2 separate regions of the Mus musculus genome follow, and region 2 is linked to region 1. The links are chromatin loops, found by intact Hi-C in ENCODE. Cell type or tissue: left cerebral cortex. All regions are shown on one strand. Each heading gives the region's core, and the rest is flanking DNA. Links, peaks and the distances in the headings are about the cores only. Region 1 holds the start of Stk31 (serine threonine kinase 31). Region 2 has its middle 10 kb from the start of 4930563H07Rik.

Evidence for each region. A loop is a pair of places that touch in the nucleus more often than their neighbours do. Peaks named below come from ENCODE experiments on the same cell type or tissue, not always from the same donor. Only the 100,000 strongest peaks of a DNase experiment are listed, where the experiment ranks them.
Region 2: a loop joins it to region 1, with 8 times the contacts of the local background. A loop is called at or near these places in 3 of 42 quality-filtered maps.

The regions. Positions count from the first base shown.
Region 1 is chr6:49,389,133-49,405,678 of GRCm38, reverse strand. It overlaps Stk31 (serine threonine kinase 31), which reads right to left and starts at 10,075. Exons shown (of 24, transcript NM_029916.2): 1 at 9,995-10,075; 2 at 7,572-7,618; 3 at 7,431-7,483; 4 at 815-913. The coding sequence starts at 10,044. It overlaps Fam221a (family with sequence similarity 221, member A), which reads right to left. Exons shown (of 7, transcript NM_172727.3): 7 at 15,774-16,546. In left cerebral cortex, for the core only: CTCF peaks have their summits at 7,127 (motif pointing right) and 8,026; DNase peaks (open chromatin) are centred at 7,097 and 10,181.
Region 2 is chr6:49,001,465-49,018,010 of GRCm38, reverse strand. No RefSeq gene overlaps it. Among named protein-coding and RNA genes, the nearest start is that of 4930563H07Rik, 10 kb to the right of the region's middle. In left cerebral cortex, for the core only: CTCF peaks have their summits at 8,148 (motif pointing left) and 9,832 (motif pointing left); a DNase peak (open chromatin) is centred at 9,824; H3K4me3 peaks cover 412 bases; H3K27ac peaks cover 245 bases.

The DNA of each region.
Region 1 (16,546 bases), core at 2,793-10,792:
CTCCCAGCATCTCACAGTCCCTACCTGTAACAGGGTATGGCTAGCATACCCTGCCCTCTACCCCAATTCTCCTGTCCTCTACCCCAATTCTCTAGCCCAGGCCTTTGCTACCCTTCCCCCAAAGGGCTCTTTGCTATATAATCTAGACATTTTGATCACCTGCCTTTTGTACCTTTGGACTCCTAGCTGCTATACCTGGTCCCCGTCTCCTTCCTCTCCCCACAAGGCCCAGCTCAGTCTGGCCATGCCCACTCTGGACATGCTCTCCCATATGTCTATAATAAACTCTCTCCTCCACCATCCCTAGGAGCAGTCGTGTCTTTCCTTGCCTTTCGCTTTTTTTTTTCATTCATTCTCCCACTCTGCCTTCCTTCCCTATCTCCCATCTCTCTGTAGATGAAGAGTTAAAGCAGGAAAGAGAAATCACATATCAAAAAGGAAGATAGCAATATGTATCAGATTTCAAATGATATTCAAAAGGTAATTAAGTTAGCCACAGAACAGAAGCAAGTATTAGCCACACATACAGAAGACAAAAGACTCATAACAATTTAGAGGGCTGAAGATGTAGATCTGTTAGTACTCACCTAAGATGTACTAGGCCCCATGCTTAATCAAAAGTCATATTATAGTTTATATCAGAATTTCTGTCCATAAGTTATTTTTAATTAATAAATTTCAAAAAATTTACTATGTAGTTTATACAAAATCTGTCTTTTCTATTCAAATAGGCCCCAAATTCCAAAATCTAGATTCTAAAATCTGGAAAAGCTGACATGTACGATGAATGATTATTTCCAGGAATAACGCTCACCTTCTTAGGATCAAGATTGCCAAAAACTGAATTAGCAAGAGGACAAACTTCTGAGAGTGAACAACCAATCTTCATAATATCCTTATTTTTACTGACATTCTAAGAATAAAACAGAAAAAATATGAGATTCAATAAATTATTTTCTGAAGATATCATATATAATTAAGGGTTCTACTAAGCCTAATATTTAAGAAACTTTAAAGTACTGGGAATTGGATTGTTTTTGTGTTTTGTTTTGTTTTTTTTGGTTTGTTTTTGTTTTTGTTTTTGTTTTTTCGAGACAGGGTTTCTCTGTGTAGCCCTGGCTGTCCTGGAACTCACTTTGTAGACCAGGCTGGCCTTGAACTCAGAAATCCTCCTGTCTCTGCCTCCGGAGTGCTGGGATTAAAGGCATAAACCACACCTGGCTGGATCATATTATTGTGCTACCATTTTCTTCATAATTCAAATGAGTTCTTATAAAAAAAATGACACTAAGCTTAGATAGAATTCAAATAAAGTACCAAATATTATTAAATCATACTAAGCAGGTTCCTCAGAAACAAACTGGGTAATTGTAGTGACAGAAAATAAGCAAGTGCTCAAAGAAAGACTAAGACATGTCTAGGAGACATGGAACCAACCTATGTTCTTTGGCCAACTTCTGCTCCACTGGCCAGAAATGAAGAATTCAAACAGCAAAAGTAAATGACAACAGCAAAAGACTTACAACCTGTGGCTTATCCACTAGTCACACTAGTCACAGAAAAGAAATGACTCTTCCTTACAGAAAGACAATCAATAGATGTAGTAGGAATAAAGAAGGCTGAAAGGCCATCACTAGACCAGTACAATACCAAGAAAAGATAAAAATTTTCAGTGAAAAGTTAGGAAAAACAAGACTAGTCAATCCCATGTGTCTTTCTCTAAAACATTTATAATTACAAAAGAAAAATATTAGGGGCTAGAGAGATGGCTCAGTGGTTAAGAGCACTGACTGTTCTTCCAGAGGTCCTAAATTCAATTCCCAGCAACTACATGGTGGCTCACAACCATCTCTAATAAGATCTGATATCCTCTTCTGGCATATCTTAAGACAGCTACAGTGTAGCTGTAAAATAAAATAAATAAATAAATAAATCTTTTAAAAAATAAAAATATTTATTATATTTTTAAGAAATGAACATCTCAACAAAGTAGATTAAAGTTAACATATTCAATGACACCAGGAAGCCCAATACAATGCACACTGGACACAACATCATTTTTGGACATTCTAGCCAATTTATGAGAAATCATCAAACAAACCCATTAAACGGATACTTTATAAAAACAACTGGGACTCATCCAAAACATTCAAAGTCAAGAAATTTGATAAAGTAGCAAAGGTTAGAGGCCTCTTAAAAATACAATGGGTAATTTTAGTGGATCCTGGAACATAAAAAAAAAAAACTGGTAAAATTTGAAATAATGGCTATATATAGTTCAATTGGCAACCATGTGCCAATATTAATTTTCTGGCTTTTACCCCGCTGTGCTATGGTTACTACAAGAGGTAACATTAACAGAAGCTGGGTGAGAAGTACACAAGAAGCCTTTGAACTGATTCTGTAATTTTACTGTGAATAAAGTTCTTCAAATTAGAAGAAATTAAATATAAGTTGGGAGTGAAGCTGTACACCTGTAACCCCAGCACTTGAGAAGTAGGGAATGCAGGAGTACCTTGAGTTGGAGGCCAGCTGGGCTCTGAGATGACATGCTGCCTCAAGAACACAAATAAAATCAAATATATATACACACACACATCAAGCTTTATAGAAACCCAAGAAAAAATATTCAATGAGGCTATAATGTCTAGTGATAGAAAACCTCTCAAAGAACAGTTCCAAGAGATCATGATGAATGTCGCTGTCATCATACAAAAAAGAACTAGGAGTTGTGGTAATAACACTGTTGGTAGAACATATTTATCTAGAATACATGAAGCCCTGGGTTCAATCCCCAGTACAAAAAAAAAAAAAAGAGGAGGGAGTAGAGAGGGATGGGGGAGAAGGGGAGAGGGGATGGAGGGAGTGAAAGAAGGAAAAAATGAAGTAAAGGGAAGAAGAAAAGAAAGAGGTGAAGGCAAAATACTTAAGATTCCTTTAGTTGCCATTCATCTGACTAAAAATACTGACAATCCTTAAGTATTTTTTTTTGCTCCTCTCCAGTCCACTGTTCACAATATTAGTAAGCATCTTAACTCAAATATTACTATGTCTTCGTTTATCCTAAACCACTCATGAGTTTGCACTGCTCTCAAAATACACTAACTTTAGTCTCAGATCACTGTTTTTGCTTTCCCTCTGTAGGCTACAGTCATATTACACTTCCTTCATTTCCCAAATTGGTTGTGTTCCTTCTTGCTTCAGGGCTTTCACACATGGTCAGTCTTACGTGTGACTGAAGTACACCTCTGCCTTTTTTCTCTCACTTTCTTCTGTCATAATTCTACTCATCCTTTATGTTAATTTGTAAAAATTCATATATTCCAGCAAGTTGTTGTTGAGGACACTTTCAAGCTTAAATTCTATCATCTTTTAGTCCCCTCTTGTTGAACATCATTGGAAATGCTAATTATTTACTGAATAACTTGTTTTATATGCTTAGAAGGTAAGATCTTCAGAGATATGGTGTGTACCTTATACTAATCTTTCATTTCCCGTACATGCTCCAGTGCCTAGCACATAGTGATACAACAGCATCTGCTGCTTGAACAGATGAATAATAAAGTATATGAAGACTTGAGAAACAACATTATGAGTTGCAATAATTAATATTAGTTAAAGAAAATATCTTTTTTTACTCAGTAATTTACTTAAATTTTAGGGTTTGTGTGTGTTATTAAACAAATACCAAATAGATAAGTAATACAAAATCCAAGCAGTACCAAGGATTTTACAATATGACTAATAATTCTTTCTACCCTTCTGTTCCCCCAATTTTTCCCTACATATAAACACTAGTGCTTGTAGTTCCTTGCGAACTATGCTAGAGATTAGATGTGTGTACTGTTGTTTTAACTTGGAGATCTGCTCTTTTAGAAAAGGATTCTGATTTCTTTACAATAATTTCCTACAATTCTATTGTCTGGGTGTATCATGACTGGTTTTACATTCATTTAGCAATTGATATTCAATGGTTTATGGTTTATATTTATTAAAATTATACTGCAATGAACATTTTTTTTCTATAAATGCAGTATAAGATAATTATTATACATTAAGATTTGTGAAGATTACCAAAACTTCATTCCAGTTCCATTACTATCAACTGAATGGCCTTGAGCAAGTTTTTACAACTTTTTGAAACTTCATTTATTTAGTCCTCAACTTAGCAATGACAATATAACTTACCTCCAAAGTATAGATGAGGAGCCAAAAAGTTAAATAAGCTACTTAGGTAATATTTCTACTAGTGCACATATTCAGTAATATTGTTGTTATTAGTAGTGGCAGTTTTCATGAGCATATAGGATATAACAATTTTAATCTATCAGATTATAAAGGTTGGAAGTGTTTGAGAACACACAGTATGAATAAAAGGTACAGTATAAATAAAAAAGTAAATAATAACTTGCTCAAGACCATTCAATTGGTAGTATTCTCTTTTAAGTGGCAGAAATCAGGCTGAGGAAGCAAACAATAGATCTTCACCCTGATTTGCCTCTGTATTTCCAAATCTCTACTTATGTGTCTCTGCTCTCATCTCAACCTCATCTCAAAAAGATTTTATGATTTGCATCTTGGGATAGGCATTAGATATATAGGAATAGCAACAGTAGTTTTAATCTTTTTATTGCATTCATCTAAGGAATGTTTTCTAACTTTTTGTAGTGTGTATTGCTGTGAGTTTAAGACCTGTCTGGTCTACAGAGTTCTAGGACAGCCATAGCTACACAAAGAACCTTTAAAAACCTAAATAAATAAATAATGCCTTATTCATATTTTATACCAACTGCATGCATGCACTTTCTTCTATCATTGGAAATGGAACCCCTTTCCATTCGGCAAGTACTGTATAACTAAACCACATCCCCAGTCCTTGTTTATTGAACAGGGTCTGACTAAGTGTTCAAGACAGGTGCAAACTCAAGGTCCTCTTGCTTCAGCCTCACAAGTAGCTGGAATTACCAGGCACAGTTTGCTGATAAGATTTTGAAACAGTATTTTGGATATATTAAGTTAAATAAATATATGTATTAAAATTATTTTACCTGTTGCTTTTGCTTGCACCAATGTGGCTGCTAAAACTAGCTATAATTACTTATAGGATTCACATTGTATTTCTACAGTAACAGCACTAACCTAGGAAGTATTAAGTTAGTACACATATAGTTCCTATATAAAAACCTTAAATATATAATTTGTCATTCAGTGCGGGGTACCACTAAGTGGCACATGTGCTAAATAATATAGAATACAGACCCACATAGATCTACAACATGTGAGCACCATTTAAAAAGTGTATGTACAACTGGAGAAATGGATCAGCTGTTAAGAGTTCTGGTTGTTCTTCCAAAGGAACCAGGTTCAATTCCCAGCACCAACAGGGCAACTCACAACTGTCTATAAATCCAGTTTCAGAGAATCCAATTCCCTCTTCTGAACTCCATGGACACCAGGTACGGAAGTTGTACACAGACATAAACACAAGCAAAACACACATGCATATAATTTTTAAAAATAAAAAGTTTGTGTGTAAGTATATAATTTACCATAAATTCTGCCGATATTTCTGTAGTTTTAAGAACTCTTAATCATAGTCTTCTATAGCTCTTTATATAACTTCTACTTTATACACTGTACACTTAACTTCATTATAAAGGAGTTTCCAAGCCATGGGAAGTGTAGTTAAATACAATTTCCTCTCCCTACCCCCATCATGTATAGTTTGCAGAATCAAAAATTCATCAGTAACAGTACATTATAGATTCACTTCTTAACATCTGAAACCCAAGAACTTTGGTGTTTAATACTGTTATGCTGTTTTGTTTTGTTGAGAAAACATCTGTGTAGACCTGGCTGTCCTTGGAGATCCACCTGCCTCTGCCTCCCAGATGCTGGGATAAAAGGGGTGTGCCATCACACCCTGCTTACTTTGTATTTAAAACTGAATATACTTTCCTGATTTGCAGTCTATCATTGAAATAAGACACACTTTATTAGTTCTCCAGATTTCAGAATTATATACTTATCTTACAATAAAATGCAGATCACTAAACAAACAAACAAACAAAACCTGGGTTTTCTTTGTCACCTGCCAGCGGCTAGAGTACAGAAGCTTTTCCTCTCCCTATCTTTACTCCCTTTACAATCTACTACCACCTGATATGCTAGAAACTTTCAAGAAGTTTCTTTGAAATGGTGTAAGTGTATCCAAAATGGTCCAATGTTTGACATATTATCTGAGCTTCCACACAACATAACTTCTAACAAAACAATGCTGTCCCAAACCCCAGCATGGAAAAGGGGAAGTGGGTACCCCTAGCAAAGAAGCTACTCAAAATTGATAGCTTCTGGGAAAGAGAAAATCAGTATTCCTTAATGGAGGGATCCTGGATACATCAATCACACTGTGGATCAGGCCTCAGGTTCAGTCAACACAAACTCAACACCATGGGTTTTCATTTTGTTTTAAGGAACATGAAGTTGTGTGGGTAGGGAGGTGGGTGAGGATTTAGGAGTTGGGAGTGGGAATAAAAGAATCAGAATATACTGTATGAAATGATAAAAGAATAAAAAATAAAAATGTAAAACAGAAGTATGCTAAAAGATTATTTTATAAAGATATGGTGTATTTAACTAATTAATAAGTTAAATGTAATTAATGTTGTTTTTAAAACTATACTGCCCCAAACCTCCATCAACAGAACTATTCACTTGTATACCAAGAAAGTCGGGAAAACACAAAATTCCTGCGTGTGACTTACAGGTAGGCCAACTTGGAAAGGTGCTACCTACAATTCCTTCAGTGTCAGCAGGGACTATGATCCCACATATGCTACACTGGTCCACGACAGGATCAAGAGCAAAACTTTATTTTGAGGGGAAGAAGGGTGTGAGGTGGCTATGTCCACAATACTTTGAATAAAATCCTCAAAGAACTAATAAAAATGAGGAAAGTATTGTGAATGTGTTAAAGGCACAAAAAGAGGACAGAACTTAGCTTTCTGACACACACAGGCCAGAAAGCTAAGATCTGCTTTTGTTGTTTTTTTGGATGTTAAGTAATTTTTTTAAAAAGTGTTTAGCCTAAATTTTCAGGAAACAATCTTACAAAGACCCCTAGGTGGAGCTATAGCTTTAAAAATACAACAGCATGTGGCTTTCTGACCCCATTGAACATGACTCTGAAGTTCCAATCTTGATAATTTTCTTGTTTAATTCAATTGTAAGCATTTTTTTCAACATAGGAAAACTGCATGTTGCAATCAACTGTCTTGTAATTATGTCTTGTGTTATATGATTTAATCAAGATTAGGTACTGGGAATGAAAACAAAAATCACATTTATTATTAGATTTTTATTTTTGTTGGAAAACACTTGAGTTGATAAGAGGAAGGTAGAAAAGAAAAAACAACCAATATTATATTTACCTGGGCCCAAAATGTTACTGCATCTTCTACATGACTTCCAACAACATCTTCAACTAAAATAAAATCACAATGCAAAACAAATTAGAAGTTAATCAGTATCATTTAGTTATTATACCCCCAAATAATATTTAATGCCAGTACCTTTATTGTAATGTGTATCTTCATCCATTTGGACAAGTCCTGGAAAACTAACAATTCAATACCTTGAATTAGGTTTTTATATCCATTAACAGTGAAAAAAATCTAAACCACATATGTTCAAAGTATTTGCCCTAAGATGGTTATCAAAACTCAAACTCTATACTAAAAACTTCCTGTTTTCTCATGACTGTTTCTTGTATTTGTTCTGAAAATATTATAGTTTTCAATGGCAAAACACATTATCTCTGTCCCTATCATTATCTTTAGCCAAATCTTTACAGATTTACAAGTAAGATAACTCAAACAGATTTTGATCACTTATATAAATCAATATTTTGAAACAACATGCAGTGTGTGTGTGTGTGTGTGTGTGTGTGTGTGTGTGTGTGTGTTGTATGTGTCTTGCCTGAATGCACATCTGTGTACATGCAATGCATGTTGAGGCCAGAAGGGGGACAAAAGTGGGCTTCAGATCCACTGGGACTAAAGTTACAGCCATGTAAACTGCTGTGTTGATGCTTCCAGAGAACTAAAGTTCAATGTTTAACAAAACTAAGCTGTCCCAAGTCCCAAATGCCAACATGGAGGAAAGGAATTGAACCCAGTCCTCTAGAAAATCAACAATGCTCTTAACTGCTGAGCCATCTCTCTAAACCCATATTAACAACAACAAAAACAAAAACAAAAACAAAAAAAAAAAACAACAAAAAAAAAAACCTCTCAAACAAGAAAATTCCACAATAAAATAAAAAAATAAATAAATAATAAAATGCCTGAGAGTGGCTAGCCTGGGAGTGGCTATTGGCTATTTTGTTTTTTAAAATGCCCTAGAATTAAAAACTGAAATATATCAAATTTGCCTATTACTTCAAAAATCATGTTTATTACATAAAAAAAGTACTTCAAAAGAAGTGTCTACTACTTTACGATTTGATTCTCAAAAATCCAGGAATCACTTTCTACTCATAAATTAAAATGATAAAATATGTAATCTACTTCACTGTTCAATTCCAACTGATTTTATTTCATTCTCAAAATAGGCGCACTCTCCACCCTCCAAAGCTGGGGGGTGTGGTTAGAGCATTGGTTTGTCCTTCAACTTTAAGGTAATTCTACACATTCCAATAAATAGGGGAAAAACAATTTTTCACAAAACTGCCCTTAAAACGTAGGGTACATGCCATGGTTTGAGACTCATTTTTTGAGAGCTTTTAGATCATCCAAGAACATCTAATCTACATCAAGGTTTCAAATGCTCTCAACTATGAAAAGAGTAATTAACTCATCACAGCAAATAATGGAGCTTATTTATAGGAATTTAAAACTTGCAAATTTTGTCTAGCTTAATTTTTTTTCAAATAACATCACTGAATCATCTTCAAATCTGGGATCCTTTAAAAAGTAGTTTTAAAATTCAGCTGTGGAGAAGCTGTTTTAAAAAAAAAAAATGGAAACAACAATATGAACTAAGCAGTACCCCGGAGCTCTTGTCTCTAGCTGCATATGTATCAAAAGATGGCCTAGTCGGCCATCACTGCAAAGAGAGGCCCATTGGACTTGCAAACTTTATATGCCCCAGTACAGGGGAACGCCAGGACCAAAAAGGGGGAGTGGGTGGGTAGGGGAGTGGGGGTGGGTGGGTATGGGGGACTTTTGGGATAGCATTGGAAATGTAAACGAGCTAAATACCTAATAAAAAATGGAAAAAAATTTTTTTTAAAAAATGGAGTCTTTTAGTGAGAAAGAATATTTCTCTGGAAAACACTATTGTTTGCTTGGTTGGTTGGTTGGTTCTTGGTTGTTTTCGGTTTTTTGAAGACAGGTTTCTCAGTAGCTGTCCTGAACTCTCTCTGTAGACCAGGCTGGCCTCAAACTCAAAGATCTGCCTGCCTCTGCCTCCCGAATGGAGTAGGATTAAGACATGTGTTACCACTGTCACGGGCACAGAAAAAATTAAAAGTTTACTTTGGAAATCCTGCCACTTGTTTTAAGAAACTGGTTTTCTAGCCTTATTTTAAATCGTTGTTAAAAGACTTGCCAAGGAACTGTAGTGACTTTAAGCAGAGGTGGAGGGCACGACGGCGAATTCAAATCTCGCCTTGAAATGGGCCAAGGTGAGGTAAAGATGCTGGCTTTCTGGGGGGCCTGGAAGGCTAAAACCACAGACGTCGCCAGAGGGGAAGAAAGTCGTCCACACAGTGGGTCTGCGGGCAGCTCACCGAGATTTGTCCACACAGTGGGTCTGCGGGCAGCTCACCAAGATTTGTCCACACAGTGGGTCTGCGGGCAGCTCACCGAGAAGCTGCGGCGCCTTCGAGCTCGCCGGAAGTAGGCCTCAGCCCAGACCTAAAACGCCAGCAGCGTGGACAAGAACACCCTGGGAGCGGCCCCTGTCGCCCTCGCCACCAAAGACTACCACTGACCTTACACTTTGCGCCACAGCCGTCCCAGCAAAGAGCCGCTGGCCCCACATACCAGGCGCTCCACCCTCAGCCCTCCAGCCCTCAGGCCAGCCCTTGGCGCCGCTTACCGCCGAGCTTCCACGCCTCAGGGCACGCACTGCGCCTGCGCATGCGCGAGGTGCTGCTGCGCTATAGCGGAGGGAGCGCAGCCCTGGTCACGTGGGTGGCCGGCCTCAAGGCCTCGAGCGCAGCCAGGCCGCCCACGGTCCACGCACGCGCTCCGCTCTGCTCCCGAAAGCAGCAGCCTGGCCCTGTGTGCAGTCAGTTTATAGGAGGGCGCCCCACACCCCGCCAGTGATGTAAGACCGTGACATGAAGTTGCGTGGGTCTTCCTAATTTGTACCTCGAGATTTAAACTTTTTTTTTTTTAAAAGCCAAAATTGGGACAAACTGGATATTCTTTTCCCAAAGAAAAGAATACCGTAATAAGTGACAATATCATTTTATAGATCAATAGCTTTACACATATTTCTCCCCAAACTTCGCATCCACATCAAACATTGCAGGGGACAGCAGGGATCGGTGGGGACTGGGATGGGATAGGGTTATAGGCAAGTTATTACACTTGGAGGAAACATTGCACAGCTAAAAACCATCTCTATCTAGTTCTTTTGTTTTGCAAAGGAATGAATTAAAACCAAGGCCTCACGAAAGATCACTACCAAGGAGCCCTCCATTTAATTTCTAAAGCTTAAAGTATAATTTGCATAGACTACAGATATTAAAGTGTAAAGTATTTTAATATTTTTATACATCACTGAAGTCATCCCCATAATAAAACATTTCCATCAACCTCAAAAGTTTCTTCATGTTGTTTACATTAACTGGCCCTCCTTATGTACCTTTCTGTTTCTTGTAACTGAACGTTAATTCTTTTTTTTTTTTTTTCTAAAACTGTTGACAGAATCACACATAAAGACCATTTTATTTGCCTTCTTTCAAATGGCATGGGTATCTTAAGATAATTCCACCTGTTTTCTTCTATATATCAACAGCTTGTAACTTCCCAGGTACTAGTCCACTGTGGATGCCTAACAGGTTTTCTACATTTCTGGGTAGAAGGGTTGTTTTGACTTTAGACTTCTCTCAAATAAAGCTGTTATGGCCTTCAATTCTTTCCGTGGACATACCCTTTCATTTCTTTTGGGCTAATGTCCCCTAGTGGATGGTTAAATGGTAGAAGAGTGTACAAGAAGTTGCCAGACTATTTAACAAAGAAGCTACTCTAATTTATATTACCACCATCAAAGTTTATATATTCTAGTTGCAAGGCTGAAGAAATGCCTCAGTAGTTAAAAGTAATGTCTGGTCTTCCAGAGGTCCTAGGTTTTGTTCCCAGAACCCACCCATTTGGCAGCTCACAAAGGTCTACTCCAGTTCCAGGGAATCCAACAGCCTCTCTGACTGCCTCAGGCACAAGTGTTGCACAGACATAAATGCAGGCAAAACTCTGATACATATTAAATAAAAATAAATCTTTAAAACCTAATAAAAATTAAAAAGTAATAACTGGTTGTTCCATAGCTTCACCATCACTTAATATGATCACTGTTTTTAATTTTAAATATTTTGTATATAGTGGAGGGACTTCCTTGAGGTTGTTTGCATTTATTTATCTACCAAATAAAAACATTGGGTATCTTTGTGTTGTTGTTGTTGTTGTTGTTGTATGTTTATTTTCTATTCGTCTTCATATATCTTCTTAGGTACTTAAGTATCTCTATTCAAACATTTTTAGATTTTTTTTAAACTGGATTCTTTTGTTTGTTTTTGAGACAGGGTTTCACTATGTAGTTAAATCAGCCTTGAACTTGCTATGTAGATCTGGTTGGACTCAAAATCATGGAGATACATCTGCCCCTGCTTCTCAGAGTACTGGAAGTAAAGGCATGTGCCACCACACCTTTTTAAAAAGATAGGGTCTTGTGTAGCTCCAACTTGCTTCCGGCTCACTAAGTAACCAAGGATGGCCTTGAACTTCTGATCCTCCAGTCTTCAGCTCCAGCTGCTGAGACTACAGGCATCCTTCAGGATGTCCATTTTTTTAATTGACTGAGTTATTTATTCACTTCACATCCTGGTCAGTCATCTGTAGGCCCATCCGTCGAATTCTACTTCATCCCCCACTCCTGCACATCCTGTAGATAGAACAAATTATGGGTCTAAGGTTTTGTGCTTGGGTTGGTGTCCCAAAACTTCCATTGGTAGTCTTGCCTGGTCACAGGAGTTGGCCGTTCAGGATCCATATCCCCCATTGTTAGGATTGTTTTCTTATCATTAGCTTTTGATTATGTGTGTGTGTGTGTGTGTGTGTGTGTGTGTGTGTGTGTGTGTGTGTATACTGTGAATGTAGCTCCTTTAGACTTGTAAACATTTTACACAGTTTATGACTATCTTTTCATCCTCTAGCAAAAGTATTTAAAAGAGAGAAAGCTCAGGGGCTGGAAGTGTAACCAGTTTGTGAGGCTGGATTAAATTCCCATCACATACACACACACACACACACACACACAGTACCTATTTTTTTTTTACAAAATTTTTGGGGGGCAGGGAGGGAAATGAACAGACACTGTAAGGCCCCTCTTACACAATGCCATTGCATACAGGTCAAAGTGAGAGAACAATTTTTGAAAATTGGTTCTTGTCTTCTACCAGGTAGGTTCCAAGAATAAAAGTCAAGTCATCAGGTTTGGCAGGTTTGGGCTTAAGTTATTTTGATGGAATCTAATTAATTGGCTTTTGCCTTATAGATCTTACATTTGTATTGTTTTTAACAAATCCCTGGCTGACTAGTCTACAAATGTTTCTTTCCTGTATTTTCTTTCTAAATATATGCATAATGTTATATATCATATATGTATATATATGTATGTGTATATATATATATACATGCTACACAGATGTATAGTAGTTGTGCAGTTAATTTTTATACGATGTAAAATGTGACTCTAGGTTCACATTTTTTATATGTGTGTCCAATTTTTCCATCAGCATTTCTTGAAAGCACTGTCATTTACGTAATGAATTATCTTTGCAGCATTGCCAAGGATGGATGGGCCACATATGTAGAAATCTACTTCTTGATTATTTGTTTTGTGATGTTGAACTCTGCTTACTTTAAACTGTTCTGAGCTCTGAGGCTTTAAAAGTCTTGAATACAGGTAATCTAAGGCATACTCCAACATAATTTTTTTCCTGAGATTGTTTATTTTGAGTTCCAAGAAAATGAAAATCACTTGTCACACATAGGCATACACTCATCCATCCAAGAATTGTTATCAGAATTATGCTGAATCTACACATCTAAGTGGGAAAATTTGCACTTTAACTAAAGGCTTCTGATCGTTGAACACAGTACATATATGTATATACATATACATATGTATACATATACATACCTGTATATGTGTGTGTATATATATCCATTTATTCAATTCTTTTATTTTCCTAAGCAATGTTCTATATTTTCAATGTAAAAGTTTATTCTTCTTTCATCTGATTTTCCCAATTATTTCTATTACTATTCTACTGTTGATACTTTTTTTGTAATTTCAATTTCTCATCATGTTCTTATTTCTAGTGATAAGCAGGGTTTTGTCTTGTTTTCTGTAGAGTTGGCAGATTAATCTACATGGATGACTTGTTACATGCAAATATTCTTTCACTTTCTCCTTTCCAATTTGGTTCTCTTGTCTTGTGTTGATGCAATGCCTAACACATCGAGTGTGAGACCATATAGTTTGGGGGTTTGCTTTGCTCTATTATATTTGTTGTGTTAGAGAGATAAGAGATGAGGCAGGAGTAGTCATACACCTCAAATATCTTAGCTGTCTTTCTGTCCTGCCCTTTGGATCATGAACTTAATCACTCATGCCTTGTTGCCCATTTAATTAATCCTCTTACAGTTAAATCCCACAATGTGACACTCCATCACCAATCTGCTCTAACAAGAGTCCAAGAGAATGGCAGTGACTTCCACTAATTCTAACCTTTATTGGTCCGACACTCTGCGTCCTCAGTTTTCAGAACATTCTCAGCCATTACAAGTCTTAGGACCTTAATGGTGAGGATCATCCAAGGCTTCCTAGGGAGAAATTCAGGCTGTAACTTCTCAAGGTTTTTCCTCTCAACATAATATTTTTACTATTTGAGAATTTCACACAATGAGTGTACCCCCAATCACATTTGGTTCCCAGGCATTCCAGGTCTACCTTCTGAAGTGGAAGGTTAAGGGTATTTTGGAGAGTCAGTTGTGTTGGATAGTGTTTTGCTGGGGCAAACACTCGAAGGAGTGTTGTCCTAAAGTGGACACAGGTGAAAGACTAAGGCAGACTGGAGAAGAAATTTCACTGAAGCAGACACAGGTGAAAGGATGTTCTGCTAAAGCAAACACATGAAAAGACACGTGATGAAGGATTCTTTGCTAACAACACACATGTATGGGTCCACCTTATATTGTGTAGTTGAGCTTCATTTGTCAGGACTCCTCCACCAACTCAGGCAGATTGGATGCACGTGCTGAGGCAAGGCAAGGCACGTGGAGGACACGTGATTTTTGGAGGGCACAAATAGGACTCCATAGAGTGATGGAAGCAGAGCTTGGCTTGCTGGTACAGCTAGCTATGTAACACTTGTAGGTCTCTCCGATATGGATCCACTCTTGTGGGTCTTCACTGATCTTTGCTTCCTTGAGAAAGGCACAGCCAAGAACTTCTCCTGGTGTTCCTGCTGGTCTCCCTTGCTGACTCCTGCTGAGGCTGAAGCCCACTGTCTTTGCTACACAGTGCCACCACTGCTGATTCATGACTCTACCAAACTGGACTGCTAGTGTATCTGTGAGGTGTTTGCGAGTGGATGAAGCTGCTGCTGTTAACCTGTGAACTGAACTGCCCATTGCTCCAAAGAACCTTTCTAAACAGGTCCACTTTGCCCTTTCTTTCCCACTACCTCTAGTGAGTGGTAAGCTAAAGGGTTTAAGAACCATCATTAAAAATAGGATTTGAAAAAAATTAACGTTTACAACCCTCCCACCCTATGTGTGTCTCCCATGCAAAAAAAAAAAAAAAAAAAAAAGAAAGGAAAAAACACACCAATTCCAAATTGTGTTGAATTGTGTTGCACATATACTCATTGGCGCATAGCTAAACTCTTAATGGCCAGCCACTTAAAGATTAGTGAATCCTCTCCCCTAACCCCACTCCCCTGTCAGAAGCCATCAACTGTGAAGAGCTACACTTCAGCATCCCTAGCACAGTTTTTAAGTACTCTCTTAATGGCTTCCTGTCCAGACTGTTTAGTTTGGAGATGGAAGGAGGGTACCATAGAAGCCTTCAATGTCTCTCATTCTCAACTGTGAGTCTGAAGTCATTGAAAATACTGCAAAGAAGCTTCCTTGTCCGTAGCAGCCAGCCGCAGCAGACAGAGGATGTCCCCAGGGGCAGCCTGGACCACTGACATCCACAGGCCACACAACGCCAACACGGCTTCTGGCAGCAACATGGACCATGGAGGTCTTTCAAGAAGGTCCAATCCACAAAATGAGCCTTTCTTCCTCTTGGCCATCCTCCACTGCCTAGAGCCGGGACGATCTGTGGCTAGACATCACATTCAGAAGCCGAGCCTGCCTGAGCTCCAGGCAGCTGCACACCACCCTGTTGACAGTACTAGGTAACATGCCCCTTTGTCAGCCAAGGCTACAACCCCACGACTGTCGCCACCACAGCCCCTCAGTTCTGCCATCTTTCCCATCTCTCCTTGTATTTTTATTCATTGAGGTGGCACTGCAAACAACAATATGTCATACAGTTTTGGGGTTTTGGGGTGGGGGGTGTTGCACAAACAGCTTTACATGCAAATCCATATTGCAACTAGTAATTGGTCTGATTCAATGTTTCTGGTTTCCGAAGCACCATAAATACTGGGTTACTGCTAAGACTCCTACCCAAAGGCAGGGTGACTCTGTGGGTGGGTGGTATGGCTGGGGCCATAATACTTGATTAAGGGCTCAGAAACTCAGGGGTAGGAGACTGTTAAAAACTGGAGAAGCAGCACTGGGCAGCGAACAAAGAACAGGTAGGGCCAGTCCTTAGCCAACTGGGAGGTGAGGCCCAGCAGTTCAGTAGAAGCATGGAGCCATTGCTAGAGCCCTCGCTGGTTGTCCTATTGAAGGGAGGAGGACCTGGAACCTAGGCGCTGCCCAGGCCTGAAAGCACAATGGTCACATCGGGTGAGCCAGCAGGACAACTGTCACTAAGGGCACAGAAGAGTGCAGCACTGCCCAGCCACATGGTCACCCTGACTCTGGGCAACAACAGGATATCCAAGCCAAGTCTTGCTACATTGAATGAAAAATCTGACCCTATGTATTTGTTTAAAACCTTTAATAATATCCTTAATTTTTTAGGTAGACTAAAAAAAATTAAATTATGATAAACTAAAAATATTTACTGTATTTTTGGGGTTTGAATCACATAAAAATAACATAAAACTTGCTAAGAGAGAGAGAGCGAGCAT
Region 2 (16,546 bases), core at 5,302-13,301, 390 kb after region 1:
TCCTGTAGAGAATTCCTGATGAAATGGTCTACCCTCAGTCCTCAGGAAGGTGCACACTTCAGGGTCATTTCAGAGATCCAATTTGTTCCCTTAATTACCCATTGTCCTTACAGGTGAGGACTGGAATAAATAAGCAATCTGTGAGAAGAAAGTGGCATCTTCTCGTCCCACACTCACATCCTCTGTAGAACTCGGGCGCACTCTTTATCCCCAACTGAGGGTCAGCATGGGTAGGTAGAGGTGGCTTGTCAGCCCGTGTCCATTTAGTTTTTTATTTGTTGTTGTTTTTGTTTTGCTTTTATTCTATTCCAACAAGGATAAGAGCATCCTTTGAAATGAGTGACTCGTAGGGTTCCACTCTTATAAAACATGGCTGTTTGGCTTAATGTTTGGATGTACTAATTTCAGAATCTTCTCAGAATGTACCCATCTCAGAATCTTTAGATTAAGGACTTTCATTTTACATCAAACTTGACGAGTGAGGCAGCCAGTCCCGTCATGACAGCAGCTCAGCACCTTCCAGCAAAGGACGGCAGGCAGGAAGCATCTGCTTCCCCGACCCCTCACTACGCAGAATGAAAGAGCTGCTTCCTGGTTACATCTAGGGCACTGTGGATAATGGCGGAGACCCACCAGAATCCACCTGGAGTTATGCCAAACAGCTGAGACGTGTCCCTGACGACAGAATCTTTACTTTCCTACAGAAATGATTGCTGACGGGCACTGTGGCCTGAAGTCTCTGCCTGTGTGTGTGTTAGAGGAGATTGTATGACAGAGGCCCGGGAAGCCACTGCTGCAGACCCCAGGGCAATCAGCTGGACATGCTGGTGCACGTCTGTAGTCACAGCCCTCGGGAGTCTATGGATGGCACGTCAGAGGTCATCCTGGGCTATACTTCGTCTCAAGACCTTGTCTGAAATAGAATAGACAAGGGGTTTTGTGAGAAGGATTTGTGGTTAAGAACACGGACTTCTTTAGAGACTTGAAGTTCTTATCACACAGATCTTTCACTTCCTTAGTTAGAGTCACGCCAAGGTATTTTATATTATTTGTGACTATTGAGAAGGGTGTTGTTTCCCTAATTTCTTTCTCAGCCTGTTTATCCTTTGTGTACAGAAAGGCCATTGACTTGTTTGAGTTAATTTTATATCCAGCTACTTTATTGAAGCTGTTTATCAGGCTTAGGAGTTCTCTGGTGGAATTTTTAGGGTCACTTATATATACTATCATATCATCTGCAAAAAGTGATATTTTGACTTCTTCCTTTCCAATTTGTATCCCCTTGATCTCCTTTTGTTGTCTAATTGCTCTGGCTAGGACTTCAACTACAATGTTGAATAGGTAGGGAGAAAGTGGGCAGCCTTGTCTAGTCCCTGGTTTTAGTGGGATTGCTTCCAGCTTCTCACCATTTACTTTGATGTTGGCTATTGGTTTGCTGTAGATTGCTTTCATCATGTTTAGGTATGGGCCTTGAATTCCTGATCTTTCCAAGACTTTTATCATGAATGGATGTTGGATTTTGTCAAATGCTTTCTCAGCATCTAACGAGACGATCATGTGGTTTTTGTCTTTGTGTTTGTTTATATACTGGATTACATTGATGGATTTCCGTATATTGAACCATCCAGGAGATCTCAGAAGATAGAAAGATCTCCCATGCTCATGGATTGGCAGGATCAACATTGTAAAAATGGCCATCTTGCCAAAAGCAATCTACAGATTCAATGCAATCCCCATCAAAATTCCAACTCAATTCTTCAACGAATTAGAAAGGGCAATCGGCAGATTCATCTGGAATAACAAAAACCTGAGGATAGCAAAAACTCTTCTCAAGGATAAAAGAACCTCTGGTGGAATCACCCTGTTGGACCTAAAACTGTACTACAGAGCAATTGTGATCAAAACTGCATGGTACTGGTATAGTGACAGACAAGTAGACCAATGGAACAGAATTGAAGACCCAGAGATGAATCCACACACCTATGGTCACTTGATCTTTGACAAGGGAGCTATAACCATCCAGTGGAAAAAAGACAGCATTTTCAACAAATGGTGCTGGCACAACTGGCGGTTATCATGTAGAAGAATTCGAATTGATCCATTTCTATCTCCTTGTACTAAGGTCAAATCTAAGTGGATTAAGGAACTCCACATAAAACCAGAGACACTGAAACTTATAGAGGAGAAAGTAGGGAAAAGCCTTGAAGATATGGGTACAGGGGAAAAATTCCTGAATAGAACAGCAATGGCTTGTGCTGTAAGATCAAGAATCGATAAATGGGACCTCATAAAATTGCAAAGCTTCTGCAAAGCAAAAGACACCGTCAATAAGACAAAAAGACCACCAACAGATTGGGAAAGGATCTTTACCTATCCCAAATCAAATAGGGGACTAATATTCAATATATATAAAGAACTCAAGAAGGTGGACACCAGAAAATCAAATAACCCCATTAAAAAATGGGGCTCAGAGCTGAACAAAGAATTCTCACCTGAGGAATACCTAATGGCAGAGAAGCACCTGAAAAAATGTTCAACATCTTTAATCATCAGGGAAATGCAAATCAAAACAACACTGAGATTCCACTTCACTCCAGTCAGAATGGCTAAGATCAAAAACTCAGGTGACAGCAGATGCTGGTGAGGATGTGGAGAAAGGAGAACACTCCTCCATTGTTGGTGGGATTGCAAGCTTGTACAACCACTCTGGAAATCAGTCTGGTGGTTCCTCAGAAAATTGGACATAGTACTACCGGAGGATCCCGCAATACCTCTCTTGGGCATATATCCAGAAGATGTCCCAACCGGTAAGAAGGACACATGCTCCACTATGTTCATAGCAGCCTTGTTTATAATAGCCAGAAGCTGGAAAGAACCCAGATGCCCCTCAACAGAGGAATGGATACAGAAAATGTGGTACATTTACACAATGGAATACTACTCAGCTATTAAAAAATGAATTTATGAAATTCCTAGGCAAATGGATGGACCTGGAGGGTATCATACTGAGTGAAGTAACCCAATCACAAAGGAACTCGCACAATATGTACTCACTGATAAGTGGATATTAGCCCAGAAACTTAGGATACCCAAGATATAAGATACAACTTGCCAAACGCATGAAATTCAAGAAGAACGAAGACCAAAGTGTGGACACTTTACCCTTTCTTAGAAATGGGAACAAAACACCCATAGAAGGAGTTACAGAGACAAAATTTGGAGCTGTGACGAAAGGATGGACCATCTAGTGATTGCCATATGCAGGGATCCATCCCATAATCAGCTTCCAAATGCTGACACCATTGCATACACTAGCAAGATTTTGCTGAAAGGACCCAGATATAGCTCTCTCTTGTGAGACTATTCCGGGGCCTAGCAAACACAGAAGTGGATGATCACAGTCAGCTATTGGATGGGCACAGCCCCTAATGGAGGAGCTAGAGAAATTACCCAAGGAGCTAAAGGGAACTGCAACCCTATAGGTGGAACAACAATATGAACTAACCAGTACCCGGGAGCTCTTGTCTTTAGCTGCATATGTATCAAAAGATGGCCTAGTCGGTCATCACTGCGAAGAGAGGCCCATTGGACTTGCAAACTTTATATGCCCCAGTACAGGGGAACGCCAGGGCCAAAAAGGGGCAGTGGGTGAGTAGGGGATTGGGGGGGTGGGTATGGGGGACCTTTGGGATAGCATTGAAAATGTAGACGAGGAGAATACCTAATTAAAAAAAAAAGAAAAAAATATTCTTCAAGCAAAAACATGTGAAACCAAGACTTATCAAACATCCATTATCTGGATATAAGAAAAAAACGAAATGAAAAAGAAAAGAGGAAAGAAAAAGAAGGATATCGCCTGGGACAACTAACTCCACAGACTTTCTCCTTTGCCTAACATCCCCTTTTCATCAGGTCAAGACTGCCAGGCCAACAGTATCCCCATTTTATATATTCAAGAACTGAGGCACAGAAGAGTCACTTGGCAGTAGTGTGGAACTCACTTCAGAGCCAAATGTTCTCAAACCAAAAGACAGGTTTTCTTTTTCTATTATTCTAATAAATTTGGATTACTACCCCCTGCCAAAAAAAAAAAAAAAAAAAAAAAAAAAAGAACACGAACTTCTTTTTTTCCAGAGAATCCGTGTCCAGCATTCACGTTGGGCAGCTCACAATGACCTCAATTCCAGCTTCATGAATTCTCCTGTAGTCAGATGTTCACATACCTCCCTCAACTTATACACATAGATAAAAATGAAAAGAAACAGAAACCTGGGCCCAACTCTGATACTGCTAGCAGCAAACAGGAAGCCCACACAGAGCACATTTTGAGGTATCATCTTCAGCTTCAGCTTCCTGTCATGCTTCTTGTCTTTCTTTTCCCTCCCCCATCTTCCCGTCCATTGATCTAAATCTGTATCTCACTGCGATGAAGTTTGAAGCAGGGTCTCACTATGTAGCCCTGGCTGTCCTGGAACCCACTATATAGACCAGGCTGGCCTTGAACTCACAGATCCTCCTGCCTCTGCCTCCCAAGGGTTGAGATTAAATGTGTTTGTTGTGCCACCAGGCCATGCTGCATTTTTGTAAATCATTTTATACCCTTTCTAGAACATAATTATGTTAATAAATGTTAATGGCAAAATCCAGCCCTGCAAGTTTAAGCATGCTCTTCCAATAAAATAGGAAGATGGTTTAAAATCTACTCTCTTACTCAGTATTGCTGACCCCAGAGTGACAGGGAAGCCCCACGTAGTCATGGGACTTGCTCTGCCTGTCCATGAGCCTGGTGTTGCAATGCCTCCAGGCCACCGGCCCTGTGACAACAAGTCAGCATGCCAGGGCTTTGCACGACATCATTGCCATGCTCTTCCTCCTTCTCAGAAGGGTCTCAAATGAAAATCAATTCACTGGCCACAGGGCCGGTGAATTCCCAGTGACCTTTTCTGATGCCCAGATGTGACACATTGAGTCTCTCAGGCCAGCTCCACTGCCTTCCCCTTGAGCAAGGAAGGTTCCCTAGAACCTAAGGAGTTAAATGTGCATTGGGCGAGTGTGGCAGGGTAGGGATGGGAGTGGGAACTTTACAGGGGAAAAGACCAAGGGGAACTTCTGTCCTAGGAAGTGGAGTTAGAAAGTGGACTTGGTGCCAATTAGCAGGGCACAACTAGGAATATGAAGGCAAAAGGGAAAGACAAATTGGAAACAGTTCATATACCCCTACCCCATCTCCAGAACAAAACAAGCCTTTTAGCAGCAATTAAGCAGAGATGTGAAGTATAGTCAAGCTTTAACTCCCTTGAAGGTGTTAAAAGTCAGAAATGGGCTGGCCTAGGGAGATTTGTAAGATGATGATGATGAGGAGGAGGAGGAGGAAGGTAAGGAAGAGGAGGAGGAGGAGGGGAGGAGGAGGAGGAGGAAAATAAGGAAGAGGAGGAGAAGGAGGGGAGGAGGAGGAGGAAAATAAGGAAGAGGAGGGAGGGGGAGGAGGAGGAGGAAGAGGAGAAAATAATAATCAAGTATCGGAAGCAGAAAGAGCATGTGACACATTTCTAAAACATACTCTGGTAAGTCAGCTAAGTAGGAAGCCATGGCTTCGATGTTGCTACAGACAATACATTATGCAGGAACAGGGCACTGTGGGACAGCCAGGACTATTTGTCATAAAGGCAAGGCATAGAACAAAGCTGAGTAGCCAGGTCCTAGACTTAGGGCTAGATTGGCTCTTTGGAGATAGAAGTTGGAAGGCTATAAACCATCCCCCATTAAAGAGGAGAGGATAATGATGGCAGGCTCACACAGTGGGGTGGGACACTGTGCAGCTATTAAAAGATGGAGGTAGATTGTTATATCGGATTTAGTCTGATGAGCAGAAAGGCACCAGCCTGCATCAAGTGTGAGGGCTTCACTGAAGGGGCTTCTTGCGAGGTCCAGGGTGGGAGAAGTGGTGAGGGGAGGCTACTCCAGCTTGGGTCACAGCAGCCCTTAGGCAACAGCAAAGGGAGAAAGAAATTAAAAAAATTTCAAGTCTGTCTTCTCCTTCCCCCTCCCTCCCTCCTTCCCTCCCTCCTTTCTTTTTTCTTTTTTCTTTCTTCCTTTCTTCCTTTCTTCCTTTCTTCCTTTCTTCCTTCCTTCCTTCCTTCCTTCCTTCCTTCCTTCCTCTCTCTCTCTCTCTCTCTCTCTCTCTCTCTCTCTCTCTCTCTGCCACAATATTGTGTGAAGGACTGAGTGTGATGGCCTAAGTGTGGAGTTTCAGGTTTCAGAAGCTGAGGCAGGAGAATCCCAAGTCCCAGACCAGCCTGGGGTACATGAAGAGACCTTGTCCCATAACTCCAAAACTAAACCAAAACAAATACCCATCACCAGCACCAATGACAAAACACTGTGGACTGTTATGGTGGAACGGAGGCTGAGGCAGGCTTAACAAGGACAAGGTGACCAAGATAAATTACCTCAGGTGACCAAGATAAATTACACAGCCAATGGGGCTTTCCGTGGAATGTGGGGTTTTGTGCTTTGACTTGGAGGACACAGCAAACAGCCTCATGCCAATGAGACTCCATCTGCTGAGTGGAAGACAATGAAAGAAAGTCCAGCTACTGCTGTCATGTCCCCGTCTCCACAGTGGCCACAGGAACTCGGCTGGCCGTGTGACAGGAAGGTGACTTAAAAGTGCGAAACCTCCAACTCAGCAGTCATGAGCTTGGTTGAGGCTGGTGAAGAAAGAGCTGTGTGCATCTGAGTGTGTGCTCCAAAAGGTGTGCCCTGAAATTCTGTTTGTACATTGCTACAAAAGCCTTCCCTTCTATCAAGAGACAGAGAGAGAGAGGGAGAGAGAGAGAGAGAGAGAGAGAGAGAGAGAGAGGGGCTAAATTAGATGGTTCACACAGTGGGATGCTACATTATGCAGCCATTAAGAGACAGAGGCAGATGGTTGTATTGGATTTAGTCAGGCCAGCAGAAAAGTGTGAGGTCTGGGTGGGGAAACAGTGAGAAAGGCTACCATAGATGCCGTTCACTGGGAGAACCAGAGCACTTCCTGTAAGGTCGCAATGGGCCTCCTTTTGAATCTCCCAACTTCTACCGAATCATCTCCTCTGTTTGACCAGGCTCTTGTCTGCCCTTCCTCCAAGAATGAAGTGGGAAGTCAGTAAAAGGAAATCAAGTTGGGGGATACCTTCTTGCATGGGGATAACCATTTAAATAGGACAGTAAGGACTCAGACTCTCTGTGGACAGGATGCCAACCAAGAGAGGTTGGTAGTGTTCCCAGATGAGCCCAGTCCTTTGCAGAGTGAGTGTGCAAGTCACTGTCAGGGCAATGCAGGGCACTTCCAGTTAGATGGTGCCTGCTTGTGCCTGTATCTGCCCAGGAGGCAGGATCTTTATGCCAACAACCTCTCCCCTCGCTCACTTACCTATTGCCTTGCCTCTCTACTGAAACATACCCAAACTGAGAAGCTGTCCACGCCCAAGACCCTACCATGGCTCTCCATCCCCTGCCTACACAATGGAACCCCACGTCTCATGTTGGGGCATGAGTCACAGTAGCCCACTGGTCTGCTGGCTGTGGCCAGGCGGCCTCCTCACTAACTCAGACAGGTCTTTCGCTCTCTTGTCTTCCATCTTGGCCCTCTGGTTTCTCACAGTGAGCTGCTTCTGCTCAGTGCTTGATTCAAAGCTTACACTTCCCCCAGGATAGTCCTGCTGTGTACTAGGCTCTGAGTGATCCGTCAGTTTCAAAGCATTCAAGATACTACTACCATTGCTTTTGATCTCTAATAACATGCCTGTGATATCCTTCTGCATTCTTACTGGAAAAGCACGTTCTTTGAAAGTAGGTGTGTGCTTTTGGTCTCTGTGTTTTGTTTTTGTTTTTTCTCTTGTTTTCCTGAAGGCCACCAGGAGAAGGAGTTTCTTGGGCTTCTCTGGACAGTGTCCAGTACACTGGCTTATATGTTCACCAAGTTGGTGAACTATGGCAACAAGAGTATTCCCATACTTGTCTGTATTGTTTGAAATTATTATTGCATGGGTTGGATATGTTAAAAGCACTTCTGTTTTTGCAGAGGACCCGAGTTCAATTCCTAGCACCCACATTAGGTAGCTCAGAACTTCCTGTGCTTACAGGAGATCTGATGCCCTCTTCTGGCCTCCTTGGGTACTGCACACACATGGTGCACATAAAACAAGCACACATATAAACACATAAATAAAAATAAAAATAAGAATACAATTATCATTACAGACCTACATTAATAAATAAATATGTAGATTCAGGTGCAATCAAACTTTATTTTGTTGGAGCAATAAAAATATAATTGCCAGAGGGGAAAAAAAATGCAGGATGGACAGTTAAGTATAAATTTCAGATAAAGAACAAATACTTTTCTAGGGTAAAAATGCCCTGAATATTGCATTGAACTTAAACTAAAAACTGTTATTATTCAAGATGCACACTGGACTGTGTCTTAGGTTTGTTTCTGCTCAGTAATGCAACTTAAGCACCAGGGTGAGGTGGGAAATCCATCAAATCCATGCCTCACGGAGACATCACAGCAAACCCCAATTACTTTGCATGATTAGTGGTGTTAATTGAAAAGCTCCTCATAACAGCCGCAGTGAGCATGGGCCGGCCACACTCCTCCCACTTCTAAGCGTCTCCTGGGGAGAAGATGAAACGTTCAGCGCAGACTCACACACAAACGTTCACAGCAGCTTTAGTAATAAAAGTTTAAAAAGTGCAGAGGCCTGGGGAGGTAGCTTAGTGAGGAAAAGAGTTCTCTTTGCAAGCTCAGGGACTTTTAAATTCAATCTCCATAACCCATGTAAACATGTCAGGCTTGCTGTAACCTTAGTGCTCGGGAGGCAGCCACAGTCTCTCGGCTCTCTAGGTTGTCTTGTCTAATGTGTTGCCAAACTGCCTTCCCTTGGGGGAACTCTTAAACAATGCTTACCTCTCCTCCAAAGGTTCCAACACTAAAGTTCATGGGGGAGGGGAGCGGAGGGGAAAATAAGCTTACTTGGCTTACTTACAATGGGTGAGGGGTTAGGAAGGAGAGGAGGTCTCCACCCAGCCAGGATGACTCCTCCTCCTCCTGGCTGCATAAATGGAAGCCCCGCCCCTCTCCTTCCTCACCTCTATTACCTATCCCCGCCCCCACAGAACCGGAGGCTACCTGCAATTAGTGATGATTTGCATCCAATTAGTTGGGGGCAAGTGGTTAGACTCTCAGGTTGAGGGTTCCGTGACCCTCCATATCTACACCTTTCATGAGGGAAGAGCAAAGGTCAGCAAGCCCAGTCGATCTTTGGTGAACATGCTAAGATGGACTTCTGAAGATGGCTCTGGTTGGACTTGGAGGACAGTCCGGTACAACATCTTATCTGAAGGGAGGTAGACAGGATTACTGAGAACAGCACCTGAGGTTGTCCTCTGATCTTCACCCACACGCTCATGCACAGATGTGCAACTGCACATACCTGAGCACGCACTTTCCCTCACACACTCCAAAAAGTGGGAAGAACGCTCCAGCAGATGAGTGAATGAATAAAACTGTGCTATCCAAACACAGGGATGCTATTCGGCAACAAAAATGCAGGCTGCCGATGTTTACAATAGTAAGTACGAATCTCAGAATTATTACACGGAGGGAATAAAAAGCCAAGAAGCAATGAATGTACAGTGTGAGGCAGGTTGGTTCTGTGAGAGGGCTGGGGACTGCTGGCAAAGGGGCGAGAGAAGAAGATTCCGGGCAAAATGATACTTGCCTTGGGACTTTCAGCGGTTTTGAGGCTTTTGCTTCTGGCAGGAGCTGCAGAAGTTGGGCGCACGGGCTCCATCTACTGTCCAGTTAGCGTTGGTGCAGGGAAGTTGTACAACGGCCAAGGTGGAGTCAGGGTCAGGACAGGACAGGATAGACAGGAGCAGCCTAAGCTCACTTCCTTCTTGAGAAACATCACCCACCCGAAATTTATGTCTAAATGGCATCTGGATGCATAGCTTATGGTTATATGGTATGTATTTGTATATTAATGTAAGTTTTGGATTTAAAAACTTTCTGGGACTGGGAAGGTGGTTTATTGGGAAAAAATGCTTGCATGCAACTGTGAAGATATGAGTTTGGATCTTCAGAACACACACACACACACACACACACACACACACACACACACACACACACACAAATTAATAAAGTATATAAACCAGATCTGATATGTATTTATTAGATGGATGTAAATCTTTATGTTTAAAATAGTGCTTTAACCATATTTTTCTATCTACATGGTCTTTGTTATTTTTAACAAGGTAGAAATTTCTGGGCTGTTTGGATTTATCTTTTGTAGAGATAGGGTCTGGCTATATATCCCTGCGTGTTGGGAACTTACTCACTACATATCTTAGGCTGTCCTTGACCTTGCTGGATCCTCCTGCTTCAGTCTCTCTAATGTGGGGATTCCAGGCGTCTTCTGGCCTGCTGGGCTGCATGCCTGCTCAGCGGCAAAGGGGGGTCCTTTGGTAGTCCCTGTCTGGGACTGAAGGTCTGGAAGACTCCTGGAGTGTTGCTGGTCTTCAGGCTGTGTTGGAAGGTTGAAGAGCTGGAGTCTGTGTGGGTAAAGGACAGTGGCCGCAGAGAGACACAGCAGTGAAGGCACTATTGCTCTGCCCCGGGTCTCTTCCGGTTGGGATACAGCACCCATGATGAATGAAGGATTTCTCTCCTTAGCTAGTCCTTCTGCAAATGTCCCTATAGACCACCCAGGGAGGTCTGTCTCATAGTGGAGTCCAGATCCTGTCAAGGTGACAATAAGATTAATTATCACAATGGGTGTGGGGTGTAGCTTGGGTTCAATGTCAATACCAGAAGAAAGATATTAGTGTAGACTTCAGAAGTCAGACAACTTCACCCCTCTTCTCCCTCCCTCTCCCTTCGTCCCCCTCTCTCTGTCTGTCTCTCTGTCTGTCTCTCTCTCTCCCTCTCTCTCTCTGTCTGTCTTCCTCTGTCTCTCTCCCTCTCTCTCACTCTCTTGCTCTGTCTCCAGCTCCAGTTTTAGGCATTTTTGTCTCACCCATAGATTTGTTTAACTGCCCCACACCTGCTGGCACTTCAATCAAGACACTAAACTGCTCCATTACTGAGAAGGAACTCTGGTGGCTCCTTCACTTATATCCCTGTCCATCTCCTGCAAACCAGCAGACTCCATCCATCTCTGTAGTTCTCTCGCCGAGAGAGCGTGCTGTCTGAGTGATGTCCCCATGGGTGTTCTCTGACTACTGAGCGTATACTTGGTGATATCCACCTACGCACAGCTCCTTATTGTCCAGAAGTAGCAATTTTGTTTCTTCAGCCTGCTCAAAGTGTTTCTCATCTGCTATCTGAGGAAAGCCGCTAAGAATTCTAGTCATAAGGCTTTTGTGTAAACATAAGTTTTATTTCTCTGGCATAAATGACCAAAATGTGATTGTAGGATCACATGATAAGCAAACATTTAGTCTATGAGAAACCTCCTGGTTCTTTCTGTTTATACTAGCAAGATACGACAGACCTCATTTCTCAGAATCCCTGTCCTCAGTTCATGCTATCAGTATTGTTTCACGTGTGTGGTGTATGTGTGTGGTGTATGCATGTGTTTGTGTGTGTGTGCGCGGGTGTGTGCGTTCATACACAGAGGCCACAGAGGACATCATGTGTCCTGCTCTGTCACTCTTTGAGATGGGGTCTCTCCCTGAGAGCCAGTGAACCCCAACAATCCTCCTATCTGTTCTAACTAGTCTGTCCTCTCCAGTGCTGGGACCTCAGGCATTCGTGTGGCCATGCCCTCCTTTTGTTTTTTTATATTTTTTATTAGGTATTTTCCTCATTTACATTTCCAATGCTATACCAAAAGTCCCGCATACCCTCCCCCCCACTCCCCTACCCACCCACTCCCACTTTTTGGCCCTGGCGTTCCCCTGTACTGGGGCATATAAAGTTTGCGTGTCTAATGGGCCTCTCTTTCCAGTGATGGCCGACTAGGCCATCTTTTGATACATATGCAGCTAGACTCAAGAGCTCCGGGGTACTGGTTAGTTCATAATGTTGTTCCACCTATAGGGTTGCAGATCCCTTTAGCTCCTTGGATACTTTCTCTAGCTCCTCCATTGGAGGCCCTGTGATCCATCCAATAGCTGACTGTGAGCATCCACTTCTGTGTTTGCTAGGCCCCGGCGTAGTCTCACTAGAGACAGCTATATCTGGGTCCTTTCAGCAAAATTTTGCTAGTGTATACAATGGTGTCAGCGTTTGGAAGCTGATTATGGGATGTATCCCCGGATATGGCAGTCTTTAGATGGTCCATCCTTTCGCCACAGCTCCAAATTTTGTCTCTGTAACTCCTTTCATGGGTGTTTTGTTCCCAATTCTAAGAAGGGGCAAAGTGTCCACACTTTGGTCTTTGTTCTTCTTGAGTTTCAAGCGTTTAGCAAATTGTATCTTATATCTTGGGTATCCTAAGTTTCTGGGCTAATATCCACTTATCAGTGAGTACATATTGTGTGAGTTCCTTTGTGATTGTGTTACCTCACTCAGGATGATGCCCTCCAGGTCCATCCATTTGGCTAGGAATTTCATAAATTCATTCTTTTTAATAGCTGAGTAGTACTCCATTGTGTAAATGTACCACATTTTCTGTATCCATTCCTCTGTTGAGGGGCATTTGGGTTCTTTCCAGCTTCTGGCTATTATAAATAAGGCTGCTATGAACATAGTGGAGCATGTATCCTTCTTACCGGTTGGGACATCTTCTGGATATATGCCCAGGAGAGGTATTGCAGGATCCTCCGGTAGTACTATGTCCAATTTTCTGAGGAACCGCCAGACTGATTTCCAGAGTGGTTGTACAAGCTTTTTATGTGGGCACCAGGATCTGAACTCAGGCCCCCATGCTCACACACCAAGTATTCTTATTTGCTGGGCCATTTTCTTAGCGTACTATTACACTTTTAAGTCAACTATTCTAATTGATGTGCTTGGAATCTTGATATGGTTTTAATTTGCATTTTACAGTGGGGTGTGTGTGTGTGTGTGTTCAGTGAATGCTTTTCTCTATTAGTCCTTTTTTGCAGTGTGTCTTGGTTTTTGAATGAGGCACTTCTGTTTTCTACATGGCCCTAGACATGACCAAGGAGCAGGGGCCCCTCTCTACCTTCTGCTTCCTCCCCATCAGGCCATCTTTGCCCAACCCCCAACCCCAGCTCTTCTGGGCACTGGCAGAGACCTGATAGTTAGAGTCAGCTACAGGTACAGTCTGGGTCCGTAGGCCAAAGTTGTTTTTTCTCTTTTGTACTGACTGCTTTTGTGTCAACTTGACACAGCTGGAGTTATCACAGAGAAAGGAGCTCCAGGTGAGGAAATGCTTCCATGAGATCCAGCTATAAGGCATTTTGTCAATTAGTGATGAAGTGGGGAGGGCTGGTAGTCTTGCGTTCTATAAGAGAGCAGGCTGAGCAAGCCAGGGGAAAAGCCAGTAAGTAACATCCCTCCATGGCCTCTGCATCAGCTTCTGCTTTCTGACCTGCTTGAGTTCCAGTCCTGACTTCCTTTGGTGATGAACAGCAGCATGGAAGTGTAAGCAGAATAAACCCTTTCCTCCCCAACTTGCTTCTTAGTCATGATGTTGGTGCAGGAATAGAAAACATTACTAAGACATCTTTAGTTTTCCAGGTCTTAGCTCCCCAGAAAATCTAACTCCATCTCAGTGTCTACTTTCTGGAGAACTTCCTGGCATTTTGTGGTACTCAGTACATTTGACGCACTCATTCTCTGATAGATCTGAATTTGCTTCCAATGCCCACATCCATGACATACACGGATGAACAGTCTTCTCATCTCCTGATAGTCCTGGATGGGAATTTCCTTCAATCATCTACTCCCCTGGATGTGATGTCTGAGTTTTATGGGATGTAGTCATGTTCAAGTTCATAATGTGCATTCAGGTTGTGTTCCACAGGGTCTGCATCAGTCTGTGTTGGCACCCATGTCAGACCCACTTCTGTCTGTCTCCCAGTTCCTTGCTTATGTCTTGCTTATGTCTTTCTTGATGTATTTGCTATCACTGTGGGTTTCCCTATCGATCACTCAAATACTTTACTGCTAATACAGTGAATCACTGGCGTTTTCTTATTGATTTTCAGAATTCTTTATATAGTTTAATTCCTAAGCCTTTGTTAAGTTGAGGAACTATAAGCATTTCAGCCCATCAGTTTGGTGATTTTGTTTTGTTGAATAGAAGTTTGTAGCCTTTAAAAAATGTTTTTAGTTTCCTTTTTTCCCCCACATGTATAGGTGTTTTGCTTGTATGTCCGTGTGTGCAGTGCCCGCAGAGTCAGGAGAGGGAGTTGGATCTCCTGGAGTTAAGGATTGTTGTGAGCCACCTAGTGGGCACTGGGATCCAAATTCTAGTTCTCTGCAAAAGCAACAAGTGTTCTTAAAGCAGGAAGCCGTTCCTTCAGAACCAGAGTCTGCTGCTCCACTCCCATTCCACCTCTGTTTACCTTGGGACTTAGGGATTTCAGGTCTTGTTTGAGAGAACTTGCATTGTTAGATCAGGCAATGTTTTCCTCCGTCTTTGGACTGACTTCCCATGCAAGGCCTTCACTGCGTCTGGAGCCTACTGTTTCAGTCTTTTCTAGACTGTGAGAGATTTCCTCATGTGATCTATCATAGTGCTGAGTTTTCCATTTGTCCTTTTATCTTCACAGTTTACAGTTTGAGGTCTCTGCGTCCATTGTTCTGTGCTTGAGCCGACACCATTTTTAAAGAATTCTAGAGCATTATTGCATACTTTAGCATCTTATAGGACAAGTTCCATTTTACCATTCGAGTTTTTCATACATCTTAGAGTGAACTCACCAGAGCTCTTAACTACCACAGTTAAGGATTAGACTGGGGCCAGATGCCTTTACGGTGAGAGCCAGAAGATTCCATCAAGTATGGCTTCCTTCTCATTGCATCTTTTTGTGACCAGTGGTTCTTTCAGAACATGGTCTGTGTGTTCTCAAAACTTTCGAGTTTGGGACTTCCTTTACAATCGCTACGTGGTCAGTTTACTGGAGTACATACGCTCTGTGCGCACGTTCTTCCTCTGCTGAGGTTGGAGGCCCATAAGTCAGTTTGCACTCATTAAATGCCATTCAGAGAACCTGTATATTTGCTTATGTTTTTATAATACCAGTCAGTGCCTGAGAGTTATATACTGAATTTGGTCACACGGTTGGTTTCTTTTTTGAGCTTATACTTGAGAATAATTACCCGTATGCTGTATCTTGATCTCACATTTCTTCTACAAAGATGCGTCACACCTATCTTGAGTGATACAAAAGGAAAGTGAAGGATGCAAGGAGCCTCCTAAGACTTGTCCAGCCTGACAAAGTCACCATATGTTCTCTATGTTCTATAAACTCTTCCATACCTTAAATTGAAGTAAGTGACAAATGTCTTAAGAGTAAACATACGTGCACCTATTCATGAAAAACAAATTCTTTAGAAAACATAACTGAAACATGATCATGTGTCAGAAACAGAGTTCCTGAATACAGAGTGTCCATTAGTAAAGTTTTACAGCTGTCTCATACATTACAGTTCTCCTCACTTTGTCTTACTAAGGTTTCTGCATTGTATTTGGCTGATCTGCCTCTTAAGTCTGCTTGTCCCAAGTTGCAGAAAATATTAAAAAACTGAACCTGCCAACTCTCCATGGGGTCAGAGAACCCCTGTTCCTGCTGCCTGCCAACTGGACCACAGGGCTCCAACTGGCCATCTCTTGGACAGGTGCCCTCGAGTTCTTCTGCTTGCATGCAATGCCCCACACACCCTATGATCAGCCATCTCAACACCTAATTACCCAGTAGAAATATGACTCTTAAAGCTTAATTATCCAATCAGATTTATATAACAATAAGATCACAATTTACAAGATGCCAATACAATAATTTCAGAGCCAATTGATAGTGATAAAAGCTTTACCCCAATTATTCTAACTTTGTGAAAATCTTAGCTGCTTGTGTCTGTTTAAAACCACGCGAGATGAGGATCTTCTTCCTGTCCATTTGCCTCCATGTTGACTTCTCCCCCTTCTCCTCTTCTGAGACCTCTCTAATCTGTCTCCCCAACTCCTAGCTCTGCCTCCCTTTTCCTGTCCAGTCACAGGCCTGCCACTGCCCTAATGTGATTGGACAGGGAAAATCCTGCAACAGTCCCATTGATATTGTCATCAGCTCTGTTTTAAGGAACAGAACTGATGACTGAGCAAGGAAACGTAATTTGGATTATAAAATTCTTGTTTTAATAAAAATTCCTTAAACAGTACAAAAAAAAAAGATTGCTGCCTTGTGATAAAAAGCCTTTGCAAAATTACAAAGGCAGTGTCTGAATAAATGATTATAAACTATTAAAACTCACATGTATGTCATCCTTTTTATTTATGCAAATGAAATCACACGGTGTTGGTTGTCCCGTGACTTGCCTTTGTTGCTGAACAGTAAATATCTCAGAGTATTGTTTCTTTCAAAC